2 separate regions of the Homo sapiens genome follow, and region 2 is linked to region 1. A link is a contact called in ENCODE Hi-C or POLR2A ChIA-PET data. All regions are on one chromosome and are shown on one strand. The core of a region is the stretch at or near the end of the contact, and the rest is flanking DNA. Distances in the headings are between cores, read along the strand shown. Region 1 holds the start of LINC02570 (long intergenic non-protein coding RNA 2570). Region 2 holds the start of LINC02571 (long intergenic non-protein coding RNA 2571).

Evidence for each region. Hi-C counts contacts between places; a loop is a spot of excess contacts on that map. ChIA-PET counts read pairs that join two places held with the same protein, here RNA polymerase II (POLR2A).
Region 2: a loop to region 1 is called in a map with no recorded cell type, with 4 times the contacts of the local background. The contact joins the promoter of LINC02571 here to the promoter of LINC02570 in region 1. A Hi-C loop is called at or near these places in 1 of 37 single-sample maps with no recorded cell type. POLR2A ChIA-PET finds 5 or more read pairs at or near these places in 1 of 52 experiments (WTC11).

What each region holds. Positions count from the first base shown.
Region 1 is chr6:30,845,505-30,852,673 of GRCh38, forward strand. LINC02570 (long intergenic non-protein coding RNA 2570) reads right to left here and starts at 2,655. Exons shown (of 3, transcript NR_134610.1): 1 at 2,464-2,655; 2 at 1,533-1,645. RefSeq lists an enhancer at 1,683-2,185.
Region 2 is chr6:31,296,193-31,302,919 of GRCh38, forward strand. LINC02571 (long intergenic non-protein coding RNA 2571) reads right to left here and starts at 5,445. Exons shown (of 4, transcript NR_149115.1): 1 at 5,280-5,445. It overlaps LOC112267902 (a long non-coding RNA gene), which reads right to left. Exons shown (of 5, transcript XR_926691.3): 4 at 5,567-5,662; 5 at 634-2,384.

The sequences.
Region 1 (7,169 bases), core at 1,405-3,904:
GTTTGCATATCAAAGGTTGCTGGCCCAAGTCTAAGAGCCAGGGCTTTCATGCTAGACAAGAGCTGTGAAAAATTTTCCATGGACCTTTTTCCTCTCTATCTGCCTAAAATAATTTCTTAATAACTCCTACCTCACTGTAGCCTAGGTTGGAGTGCAGTGTGGCAACATCTCGGCTCACTGCAACCTCCGCCTCTCGGGTTCAAGCAATTCTCTTGCCATAGCCACCCACATAGCTGGGACTACAGGCACCCACCACCAAGCCCGGCTAGTTTTTTGTATTTTAGTAGAGAGGGGTCTCACCATGTTGGCCAGGCTGGTCTTGAGCTCCTGAGCTCAAGCAATCCACCTGCCTTGGCCTCCCAAAGTGCTGGAATTACAAGCATGAACCACTGTACCTGGCCTTTCATAGGAGATTAATGGCTGATTTTACCCACCAACCTGGTGATCATGAACCAGCCATCTATAACCTTGTTGATCTAGCTCAACCCATTATATAAAACTGTGCTTGGATTGTATGGAATGCTACACACTTACAATTAAAGATATTTAGAGCTGGGCATGGTGGGTCACACATGTAATCATAGCACTTTGGAAGGCCAAGGAGGGAGGATTGTTTGAACCTGGGATTTCCAGAGCAGCCTAGGCAACATAGTGAGAACCCATTTCTTTTTTTGTCTTTTCTTTTCTTTTCTTTTTTTTTTGAGATGGAGTTTTGCTCTTGTTGCCCAGGCTGGAGTGCAATTGCGCGGTCTCAGCTCACTGCAACCTCTGCCTCCTGGGTTCAAGTGATTCTCCTGCCTCAGCCTCTTGAGTAGCTGGGATTACAGGCACGTGCCACCATGCCCGGCTAAGTTTTTGTATTTTTAGTGGAGATGGGGTTTTACCATGTTGGCCAGGCTGGTCTCGAACTCCTGACCTCAGGTGATTCACCCCCCTCAGCCTCCTAAAGTGCTGGGATTACAGGCATGAGCCACCATGCCAGGTGGGGGTAGGTGGGGAAGCCCATTTCTATTAAAAAAAAAAAAAAAAAAGGCCAGGTGTGGTGGCTCATGCCTGTAATCCCAGCACTTTGGGAGGTCAAGGCAGGAGGATCACCTGAGATCAGGAGTTCGAGACAAGCCTGCCCAACATGGTGAAACCCCGTCTCCACTAAAAATACAAAAAATTAGCCGGGCATGGTAGCACGTGCCTGTAATCCCAGATACTCGGGAGGCTGAGGCAGGAGAATCACTTGAACCCAGGAGGCGGAGGTTGCAGTGAGTTGAGATCCTGCCACTGCACTCTAGCCTGGGTGACAGAGGGAGACTCCATCTCCAAAGGAAAAAAAAAAAGAGAAAGTAAAATTTGTACTTCAATTCAGAGATTATAAACAATGTATACTTGACTTTGTGGCAGTGATCACTATTGTACAATAGTTACTTAAACTCAGGAGGCAGAGGCTGCAGTGAGCCAAGATAGCTCCACTGCACTCCAGCCTGGGTGACAGAGCGAGACTCTGTCTCAAAAAAAAAAAAAAAAAAAAAGTTACTCACTCATTTGTTCTGCAGAATCTATTTATTGCTGTGTTCACAGAAAAGGAAGCATCAAGACGGCAAAGCTCTTTGATGAAAAGCCAGGCGTACTCACACACACAACTGAGAAAGTTCTGGAAGTAGGAGAAAACGTCTTTAAGGCATATAGGCTAAACTTATATAAATATTGTTAGTGTTTGCCAAAACAGGGATAATCTAGTAAAATCAGAGATACAAAGCCAGAACAGAGAATTGGTAAGTAAAAAATTGTTAAGAATGTATATTGGCTGGGCGCGATGGCTCATGCCTGTAATACTAGCACTTTGGGGAGGCTGAGGGGGGCAGATTGCTTGAGCTCAGGAGTTTGAGACCAGCCTGGGCAACCCTTTCACTACTGAAAATACAAAAAAAAAAAAAAAAAAAACCAAAAACAAAACTGGGCGTGCTGGTGCGCACGTGTGGTCCCAATTACCCTGGAGGCTAATGTGGAAGGATCGCTTGAGCCCAGAGTGTGGGGGTGGGGGTTGGGAGGCAAGGTTGCAGTGAGCCTGGATTGCACCACTGCACTTCAGCCTGGGTAACAGAGCGAGACCTTGTCTCAAAAAAAAAAAAAGTATCAAAAGGCCTAGGAATTTGTTCTCCAGGTAAATCTGCCCTCCCTCATCTCTAACCTTTATGAAATCACCCAAATGGAGACATCACAGCAAGGCCCCGACAAGGAAATGAGGAATGTAGGTGGATAAGGGACTGGAATAGTGCAGCACAACACTAACTACAGGTTTCAGCCCCAATGAGATTGCCCTCACTTCCGCCGCCAGCCACAAGTGTGGAGGTCCCCAGGCTACTCGCTCCTCTGACCAACTGGCTACTAATCTGGGGGGTACCCACAACCCCCTCGGGTTTGATAATTTGCTAGAACAACTCACCAAACTCAGGAGAATGTTATACTTACGATTACAGGCTTGTTACAAAGGATACAAATCAGGAGGACCAGACTAATGAAGACACACGTAGGGCGGGGTCTGGGCGGGTCTTCCATGCAGAGCTTCTGTGTCTTCTCTCTGTGAATCAGGTTGTGTCACCCTCCTGGCACATGGATGTGTTCACCAACCAGGAAGCTCCACCAAATTTTGGCGTCCAGAGTTTTCATTACATAGGCACAATTGGTTGACTCATTTGCCACCGAATTGAACGCAATCTCTAGTCCTCCCACCCTCCGTCGAGGTTGGGCTGGCTCTAAGGCCCAATCCTTTTATTATGTGATCTTTCTGATGACCAACCTCCCATCGTGAGTTCTCTCTTAGCATAAGCCCAGGTGTGATCCAAGGGGCTCATGAATAACAAAGATACTCATATTACTCAGGAGATTCCAAGGATTTAGTTTCCCTCCTAGGAACCAGGGACAAAGGGCAGTCAAATTCTTTATTGTTATCACAGAGACACAGTAATATAATATGATACAGCAGAAGAGAGGTGAGGAATGTTGCCATGCCTTGAGAAGCCTATCACAAGAGCTTTAAGGAATTCACACTTAAATATTAATAGGTACATTATGAAAGAAATCAGCCAAGTACAGTCTTTTCTTATTATGGAATCTAGTTATTGCAGGAATTGAAAAATTGATGTAATAAAGCCTAGAATGCAATAAAGGAATCGGCATTCAAGTAGATGAGAGAGGTTGGGGAATATGTCAAGATGCAAAAGTGAGAGAGCTGTCACAGTTTACTTACTCTGCAATCTCTGAGGATGGAACAGGATCAAAGATGAAGCCAGGAAGCACAGAGTAGTTTTCTTCCTCCCTAATCTCATCCCTTGTTTTCATTTGGCACTTTAAAAAATTTCCACATTTATATTCATATGGAATTGATTTTGAGTATAGAGAGATAATTCTAATTATTATTGTTTTTCAAATGTTAGCCAGTTGAACCATTTATCATAATCAAGGTGATAATATGGCTTATTTTCTTTGGCCTACAGAGATGATAAATTTGAATATATTTTAAAATATAAAACTATCTTTAAAATTTGAATATATTTGAATATGATACATTTGAATATATTTTAAAACATAGAGCTATCTTTGTACTCCTGGTTAGTCATGGTGCATTTTTTTTTAATACTTCATATTAAATTTTTACCTTCTGGATTGAGACACTAGAGTTCTTAAAGGTTCTTTCAGAAATTCTTCCTATATTCAGTATGCTACCAGAAAACCTCTTACAACTAACCTTACAGAAGATACTGTTTTCTTTGTACTTTGTCCAATATCAAAGGAAACCTCCAAGTTCCAAGGAGGTCAGGCTACTAATACCCACAAATGAATTCTGATGAGATCATTACACAATAAACAATAACTGTTGCTTATTACATGCTTACTTTGTACTAGGCAGGACTAAGATAAGTATTATTTAAGTTTTAAGATCATTCTTAATTTCTTGTCAAAAGTATACTGGTTTGCAAAGTAATGAATAAAATAAATCTTTAACAATATCCCTATAGTAAAGACAATGGTGAACTTCTTATGCCTCTTTTAAAAAACTCTGCTTATGATGACAATTTCAAACATACACAGAAGCCGTGAGTATATAATGAGTCTTGCTGTATCCATCACAAAGTTTTAAAAACTGTCAAAAGTTGACCATACTCACTTAATCTACTCCTACCACTTTTTCAGCTGGAGATCTTTTAAAGCAAATTCTACACATTGTGCCATATCATCCATAAATTATTTTGCATTACATCCCATTCTTATTGAGTCCCTGCAAGCTGAGAGCCGACTGCCAAAGCACAATTCACTGTAAGAGATTCTGTGAAGGGTTAAAACAAACAGTCCAAATTCACAGTGCTGCAAATGTCTGTAATTGCATAATCTGCAAAATATATTCTTCAAGAAATCCTCTGTGCACTTGGTTTCCCTTAACTGAGTTTTTTTTTCTTCTTCAGACCAGATTAATTGATGAGAACTGACAAGCAGGGGAGAGAGGTGATGTTTAAGGTTATATATTTTGGCAAAAAATTATGAGTGTAAATTGTGCTTGTTTCTGATTAAGAGAGGTCCATTAATCAGAAAGTAAACTTGGCATCCTCGTAGAAAAATCACATAGCTTAACAAGAATTCATGACTCTGAATTGCTGCACAGACAGGTAGCATGAGTTCTTGGCAGGATTCTTTCAGCTGAGCTGTTTTCCATTAGAATGGTGTCTGATATGGTTTAGCTGGGTCTCCACCCAAATCTCATCTTGAATTGTAGTTCCCTTAATCCCCACGTGTCATGAGAGGGACCTGGTGGGAGGTAACTGAATCATGAGGGGCAGGTTTTTCCCATGCTATTCTTCTTGTGATAGTGAATAAGTCTCATGAGATCTCATGGTTTTATAAAGGTAGTTCTGCACACGCTCTTGCCTGCTGCCATGTAAGACATGCCTTTGCTCCTCCTTCATCTTCCACCATGATTTTGAGGGCCTCCTCAGCCATGTGGAACTGTGAATGCATTAAACCTCTTTTTCTTTATAAATTACCCAGTGTCAGGTATTTATTCATAGCAGTATGAAAACGGACTAATACGGCTGGGTGCAGTGGCTCATGCCTGTAATCCTAGCACTTTGAGAGGCCGAGGCAGGTGAATCATTTGAGGCCAGGAGTTCAAGATCAGCCTGGTGGTCAATATGGTGAAACCCCATCTCTACTAAACAAACAAACAAAAAAAATTAGCCATGCATGGCGGTTGGCGCCTATAATCCCAGCTACTTAGAAGGCTGAGGAAGGAGAATTGCTTGAACCTGGGAGGTGGAGGGTGCAGTGAACCGAGATTGTGCCACCGTACTCCAGCCTGGGTGACAGAGCAAGACTGTCTCAAAAATAAAAATAAAAAAAGAAAATGGATTAATACAGTAAATTGGTACCAGTAAAGTGGGGTACTGCTATAAAGATACCTGAAAATGTGGAAATGGGTAACAGGCAGAGGTTAGAAGTTTAGAGGGCTCAGAAGAAGACACAAAAATGTGGGAAAGTTTGGAACTTCCTCAAGACTTGGAGGGCTCAGAAGACAGGAAAATGTGGGAAACTTTGGAACTTCCTAGAGACTTGTTGAATGGCTTTGACCAAAATGCTGACAGTGATATGGACAATATTTGTCCAGGCTAAGGTGGTCTCAGATGGAGATAAGGAACTTGTTGGGACCTGGAGTAAAGGTCACTCTTCCTATGCAAAGAGACTGGCGGTATTTTGCCCCTGCCCTAGAGATCTGTGGAACTTTGAACTGAAAGAAATGACTTAGGGTATCTGGCAGAAGAAATTTCTAAGTGGTAAAGCTGTTCAAGTGGAAGTAGAGCATAAAAGTTTGGAAAATTTGCAGTCTGATGATGCGATAGAAAAGAAAAACCCATTTTCTAGGGAGAAATTCAAGTTTGCTGCAGAAATTTGCATAAGTAAAGAGGAGTGGAATGTTAATCACTAAGACAATGGGGAAAATGTCTCCAGGGAATATTAGAGAACTTCATAGCAGCCCCTCCCATCACAGGCCTGGAGGCCTAGGAGGGAAAAAGGGTTTGTGGGCTGGGCTAAGGGACCCCTGCTCTATGCAGCCTGGGGACATGGTGCCCTACATCCCAGCTACTTTAGCTCCAGCTGTGGCTAAAAAGGGCCAACCTACAGCTCAGGCCATTGCTTCAGAGGTTCCAAGCCCCAAGCCTTGATAGCTTACAAATGTGCTGGGCCTGTGGGTGCACAGAAGTCAAGAATTGAGGTTTGAGAACCTCTGCCTAGGTTTCAGAGCATGTATGTAAATGCCTAGATGTCTAGGCAGAAGTTTGCTGCAGGGGTGGAGCCCTTATGGAGAACCTCTGCTAGGGCAGTGCAGAAGGGAAATGTGGGGTCAGAGCCCCTACACAGAGTTCCCCACCGGGGCATTGCCTGGTGGAGCTGTGAGAAGAGGGCCACCATCCTCCAAACCCCAGAATGGTAGATCCACCAACAGCTTACACCATGCACCTGGAAAAGCTGGAGACACTCAACACTAGCCCATGAAAGCAGCTGGAAGGGGGGCTGTACCCTGCAAAGCCACAGAGGCAGAACTACCCAATGCTGTGGGAGCCCATCTCTCACATCAGCATGACCTGGATGTGAGACATGGAGTCAAAGGGGGAGCATTTTGGAACGTTAAGGTTTAATGACTGCCCTACTGTATTTCAGACTTGTATGGGGCTTGTGGCACCTTTATTTTGGCCAATGTATCCCATTGGAATGGGTGTATTTACCCAATGCCTGTACCCCCATTGTATCTAGGAAGTAACTAACTTGCTTTTGATTTACAGGCTCATAGGAAGAGGGACTTGCCTTGTCTCAGATGATACTTTGGAGTTGGACTTTTGAGTTAATGCTGAAATGAGTTAAGACTTTGGTGGACTGTTGAAAGGCATGATTGTGTGTTGAATTGTGAAGACATGAAATTTGGGAGGGGCCAGGGGAGGAATGATATGGTTTGGCTGTGTCTCCACCCAAATATCATCTTGAATTGTAGTTCCCATAATCCCCATGTGTCATGGGAGGGACTTGGTGGCAGGTAACTGAATCATGGGTGGCGGGTTTTTCCCATGCTATTGTCATGATAGTGAATAAGTCTTATGAGATCTGATGGTTTTATAAAGGGCTGTTCCCCT
Region 2 (6,727 bases), core at 4,195-6,694, 450 kb after region 1:
CTGGCAAGGAAAGGACTTGTATCTAGAATATATAAAGAATGGTTGTAACTCAATATAATAATATTAATAATAAGATAATAATAAACAATAAATAATAATAATAATAAGACAAATAATATACAAAAGGCCCATAAGCACATAGAAACATGTTCAACATCATTAAGCATCAGGGAAATGCACATCAACCCAAAAATGAGATACTATTTCCCACCCACTAGAATGGCTATAATTAAAAAGATAATAATTAGTGTTGATGAGAATGTGGAGATACTAGAATACTCACACTTTGCTGGTGGGGATTTAAGAGACATAGCCCCTTTAGAAAGCAGGCTAGCAGTAGCTCAAATTTGTGAACATTAAGTTATTACATGACCCAGCAATCCCCTCCTATGATACAGTATACCCAAGAGAAATGAAAACATGAGTTCACATAAAAACCTATATGCCATGTTTATAGCAGCATTATTAATCACAATCCAAATGAGAAGGACAAAAATGTCACCAACTAATAAATAAATTGTGATATATCCATACAATGGAATGTAATTCAGCGATGAAAAAGATGTGAAGTACTGATACAAGCTACGACCCACACAAACTTTGAAAATGTTCCGGTAAGTAAAAGAAGACAGACACAAAAAGCCACATGTTGTATAATTTCATTACATAAAATGTTCAGAATAGGTAAATCTGTAGAGTTAAAACATAGGTTGGTAGTTTCTTAGGGCTGGGGTTTGGATATGGATTTTTCTGCAGGGCTGGGAGGAGATAAAAGGATCTGTAATTGATTGTGGTAATGGAGGCACAACTGTGAATATTCTAAAAGCCACTGAATTGTATATTTTGAATGTGCGGATTTTATACTATTTAAATTATATCTCAAGTTGCCCTGAAAATGATTAAATTACATATAAAACTTATAGTCATTACAGCTCAACAAAAGCTACCAGATAAAAACACTCACTATGGTTTGCGTGCAAGTGAAGAAAGTAGACATGCAGAGAGTAGGCTGATACAATAGTAATCACCTTAGTTAAGTGGGTTTGGATTTAGTGAAAGGAGAGATTTAAAAGTATATTTATGCATATTTTGATTGTTTCATTTCCTACTGTGAGCAAGAATTATTTTTACACTAAAATTTAAAAAATAGAAAGTTACAAATCTTCAAAGCTCTGCAGTCAAATAAACATAGTAACAAGTGATAATGAGCTGTCTGGAATGTCTTCCTAGAGAACTGGCTGAAGCACATGCATGCAAAAGGAAGGCAATGGCTGAAGAATCAAGGCAGAACTACAGTGGTAGAAGAGAAGAAAAATGTAAACATGGAGATATAAGACAAGAAGATGACTGATGAAGGAAGTGGACATGAATACTGTGAAAACCTCTTGGGGAGTCAGAAATGACCGGGTCTACGTGGGAGGGAAACTGGATTACAGCCCAAGATGGCCAGCCATCAGGGACAGTGTCCCGAATCAGATTCTGTCCCGAATCAGAAGGGCTGTCTAATCATTCCCTTTCTTTTCCTTCCAACACCCCAGCAAGATTATTGCCTAATTTACAGCCATGCACGTTGAAGAATCAGTACAATTTGGAGACTTTGAGACAACAGACAGAAAATTTTTGAGCTCCTCTGGGCATTAGTGAGCTGTTTTCAGAAAAACAGACTCACTCTGGTATTTCAGGAATAAATAGAAATAAGAGCATACACTAATGTTTGGAAACCACGGGTAGCAAATATTGGTGAAGTCATGTGACAGGCAGAATAACAGTCTCCTAAATATGTCTGTGTCCTAATCCCTGGAACTTATAAAAATGTCTCCTAATAGGGCAAAAGGAAATTTTCAGATGTGATTAAGCTGAGGCTCTTGAGATGGGAAGATTATCCTGGATTATCTGGGCAGGTTCGATGTAATCACAATAGTCCTTATAAGTGAAAGGAGTAGAAAGCAGCATCAGAGTTAGAGCTGTGACAACAGAATCAGAGGTCAAAGTGATGTGACTGCTGACTTGGAAGATGGAGGAAGAGACCACAAGCCAAAGAATGCAGGCAGCCCCAAGAAGCTGGAAAGGGTGAGGAAACAGATTTTCCTTTAGAGCCTCAGAAGAAATGCAGCTCTGACGACATGTTAATTTTAGCCCATAGTGACACATTTTTGACTTCTTACCTCCAGAACTATAAGAGAATACATTGGTGTTGTTTTAAGCCACATAGTTGTGGTAATTTGTTATAGCAGCAGCAGGATACTATAATAATACCAGTCACCATTGGAGCTCCTGGAAGCTGCAGTAGGGAGGTCAGGGAAGCATATACTGAAGACTTCAGCTTGAAGCATGGATGGGAGGTTCTCAGAATCCTGCTGCGAGATTGCTATATTCTCCAGAACCTATGAGAAAGCTCTTATCACTCATCTTAGTCCACACAAGCAAAGCAGGTGGGTCTCTAGCCTAGCAGGGAAGCCACTGAGAACCTGACATCTGCCTGCTCCTCTACCTGCAGCCACCACTGATGGGTACAGGTCTGTCCCACCATCTCTCCAGGGCCCCATTTCTTAGGCAAGTCTCTCTCACTGGAAAATGTAAACTGGAACTATACAGGGAAGGGGATCCTGGGAGATATAGTGCCTGGCTTCTCCTCTGCAGAGAAGATGCTAGAGGGGAGATGAGGTGATACTGGGTTTTTAACAATGCAACACATGAGTTACTAACAGTGAATGAAGGGGGACTGGCTGACCTCAGTTTGACAAGCAAATGTGCCATTAGATGATGCAAACCATTGGTATATCTATGAGATTTAGTAGTTTTAGCAAGCTATTTATTGGAGCAAGGATGTATCAAAAACTATGAAAAGTGCAGGTTTAAAAAATGTACAAAAAATTTAATGGACTACACAAATGAAATAAATTCTTTTTTTAATTATACTTTTAAGTTCTGGGATATATGTGCAGAATGTACAGGTTGGTTATATAGGTACACATGTGCCATTGTGGTTTGCTGCATCCATCAACCCGTCATCTAGGTTTTAAGCCCCGCATGCATTAGGTATTTCTCCTAATGGTATCCCTCCCCTTGCCCCCATCCCCTGACAGACCCCAGTATGTGATGTTTCCCTCCTTGTGTCCACATGTTCTCATTGTTCAACTCCTGCTTATAAGTGAGAACATGCGGTGTTTGGTTTTCTGTTTCTGTGTTAGTTTGCTAAGAATGATTGTTTCCAGCTTCATCCATGTCTCTGCAAAGCACATGAACTCATTCTTTTTTATGGCTGCATAACATTCCATGGTGTATATGTGCCACATTTTCTTTATCCAGTCTATCATTGATGGGCATTTGGATTGGTTCCAAGTCTTTGCTATTGCAAATAGTGCTGCAGTGAACATATGTGTGCATGTGTCTTTATAGTAGAATGATTTATAATCCTTTGGGTATATGCCCAGTAATGGGATAAATAAATTATTAACTATGCTGCTATTTTATTTATTTAAAAATGTGAGTTCGTGGTCTGAGTAATTTACCTCAGTATGACTCAAGAAGGGCACTGGAAGTCCGTTGATCTGGCCAGAACAGAACCACATATATGAATGGAAAAAGTGGTCTTGTGTCTGCCAATCCCAGGGGCTTACAGGATGCTGTCTAGAATAGGCTGGCTACAGCAACTCCTAGTTAAGCCAGAAGTTTGGAATGAGTTCAATTTTGGGGGATTAAATTCTAATGAGAGGCAGAAAACAGGAAAGTTTATGCTTTTCCATGCTAATCAATGGCCCCATAAACATTTTCTTGTATATATTTTTGTAATTTCAAAAAACTCAAGTGTTTTATCAGTAATTTCTTAGAGGTGCACACAGAGAGAGATGAGTATAATTGTGAAGCTAAGTTTTGTAAAGCACAGGGATGGCTAAGAATGGGAAGGAACTGATCCCAGAATCCCACAGAGTTAACCAGTAACCCTCAGCCCAAGTACGTGATGACCACTGTTGAGCTTCAAAGGAAAAGCGGCCATCTGAGGAGCAAACAGAATTGCATGAAGAATAAGAGTGCAGACGGTGTCCTAAATACAGTGCTGAGATTCATGTAGAAGCACAGGAGGAAGCAACTGTGTAAGTATCCAGAGTCCTATGAAGTAGGGATTTCAATCCTCCAAGCCACCCTCTCCCATCTGCTAACAAGGATCAAGGCTTTTGTGGATGTAACTGGCTGTGGTTGATGGGAACCCCTGTGATCCCTATGGGGTTACACATAGCTTCGGAGAGGGGAATGAACACACACACAGCAAAGGGAAACCATCTGGGCCTTTACTGAAACCACTGGCTGACCCCTGGGTTAAAGTATGTATGTTCTGAGTACTGATGTTAATTACATACAGACATTGCTCAGACCCCATGTCACCTCACACTGCTGGAAATTTGCCTTGACCTCGACTCTCACCAATGACCTTATGGGTAGTTTCTATGACCAGCTGACTTAAGAGGAAAATTCTGAGCTTCTTCATAAACATGCCAGCTTAGTGTGTTGGTGTGAGGCAGCAGTAGAGTGTGTCTGCAGTGTGGGCAACTCAGGAATGAGCAGAGACAGTGCTGAAGAGGGTCCTGCCAATAGGCAGGTGGGGCTCTGATTTGCCCACTTTGTGTAGACAGAAGTGGCCTGAGGTGAGAACATGCACAGACTCATAGGCAACGGCAAATGGCTTAAATAGCGGGTCCGGGGCCTGGAAGGAGCAAGATAGGAAGATCAGGAACAGGAATATCTGGAAAGAGGCATACAGTAGATACAAAGTGCTTGGATCTTTTGTATCAGATGTTAATACTCAGCAAAAATTACCCTCTATACAAGTAGTCTAAACAACCAGGTGTACAGGATGAATCATTTGGTACACATCAGCCAGCCTCTGTCCTTAACCATCCCAGTGCTCATGAAACAGGCTCTTGAAAGCAGTATCTATGGTGGAAGAGATGCACTGTGGGTGGGTCCCAAGGCTTGGGCTCCCTTCAGCATGGCTGACGTGGTTATTGTCACAACCTACCTTCCAACGATAAATAAACTCCAACAGATTACCTTTGCTTATGGAGGCCAATGAGCAATTTGATGGCAAATTGATTCTACTCTTACTTTTTCACAATGAAAAAGGCAGGGGTTCTGTCAGATTTAGCTTGCCTTGTATTAGCGGTATGAGTTTGTTCTTTCTTCCCATAGTGCCACACTCAGAAACGTTATCTAAGGGCTCACATATGTATGATCTTCTAATAGGGGAACCACATAACATTGCCCCAGACTAAGGGACCTACTTTATAGCGAACGCTGTCTGGTAGTGGGCACACGACCATGAGATCTCCTGGTTCTACCCCATACTGCATCACACACGCTGCCAGCTGATAGAGCAGTGGAATGGTCTCTTGAGGGTGCAGCTGGGTTTTATCTTGAAGATCACATCCTATCAGGATGGGTAATGTCCTTCAGGATGAAGCATACACTTAGGCTATGGCAGCAGCTGTTACATAGTGCCAAGTCTCCAACAGGTAGAGTAAGTAAGTCTCTAACCACCAGTGCTGGAAGAAGGAATGACTATACTCACCAGCACTTCCGGTAACCCGCGTGGGGTGTTGGTGCTTCCCATCCCCTCAACGTACTCAGCTGGTCTAGGAGTTTGGGATCCCAGAGAAGGAAGTTCCTACCATGGAACAGAGTACAAGTTACATTACGTTTAGGGGTATGTTTGTTACCTGTTCAATTTGGGTTCCTCATGCTAGGAGGCTGTTGGGAAAAGGAGGGGTTACTGTATAAGCAGGGATAATTGATCGTGATTATTATGAGGAGCAGAACTTTAATTTCTGTCTTAATTTCTTGCTGAAACTGGTAACAGTGGTTGCATCCAGGCAAGGAATTTGGAAGAATTGTGGATGGGGTGGAGAACGAAATTTGCTTTGCACACTATACACATTTTTATTATTATAATCTTTTAAATATTGTTCTTGTATTAGCTATTCAAAATAAATTTTAAATTACAAATCAACCCCACATTTATCTAAAAAATTTTTTTATTTCAATAGTTTTTGGGGGACAGGTAGTTTTTGGTTATGTGTGTGAGTTCTTTAGTAGTGAATTCTGAGATTTTGGTGCACCATCACCCGAGCAGTGTACTCTGTACCCAGTGTTGCCTTTTATCCCTCACCCTATTCCCAACCTCCACCAACAAGCCCCTAGAGTCCATTATGTCATTTTGTATGTTTTTGTGTCCTCATAGCTTAGCTCTCATTTATAAGTGAGAACATTCAGTATTTGGTTTTTCCATTCCTGAGTTACTCCACTTAGGATAATGGCCTCCAGCTCCATCCAAGTTGCTACATAAGGCATTATTTCATTCCTTTTTATGGCTGAGTAGTAATCCATGGTGTACATACACCACACTTTCTTTAGCCACTGGTTGGTCAATGAGCACTTAGGCTGGTTCCACATCCCTGCAATTATGAATTGTGTTGCTATAAACATGCGTGTGCATGTGTCTTTTTCATATAATGACTTATTTTCCTTTGGGTAGATACCCAGTAGTGGGATTGCTGGATCAAATGATAGATCTAGTTTTAGTTCTTTAAGGAATCTCCATACTGTTTTCCATAGTAGTTGTACTAATTTACATTCTCACAACCAGCAGTGTAATCCATCCATGCCAACATCTATTGTTTTTTGACTTTTTAATTAATGCCATTTTTTTTTTTTTGAGACAGAATCTCACTCT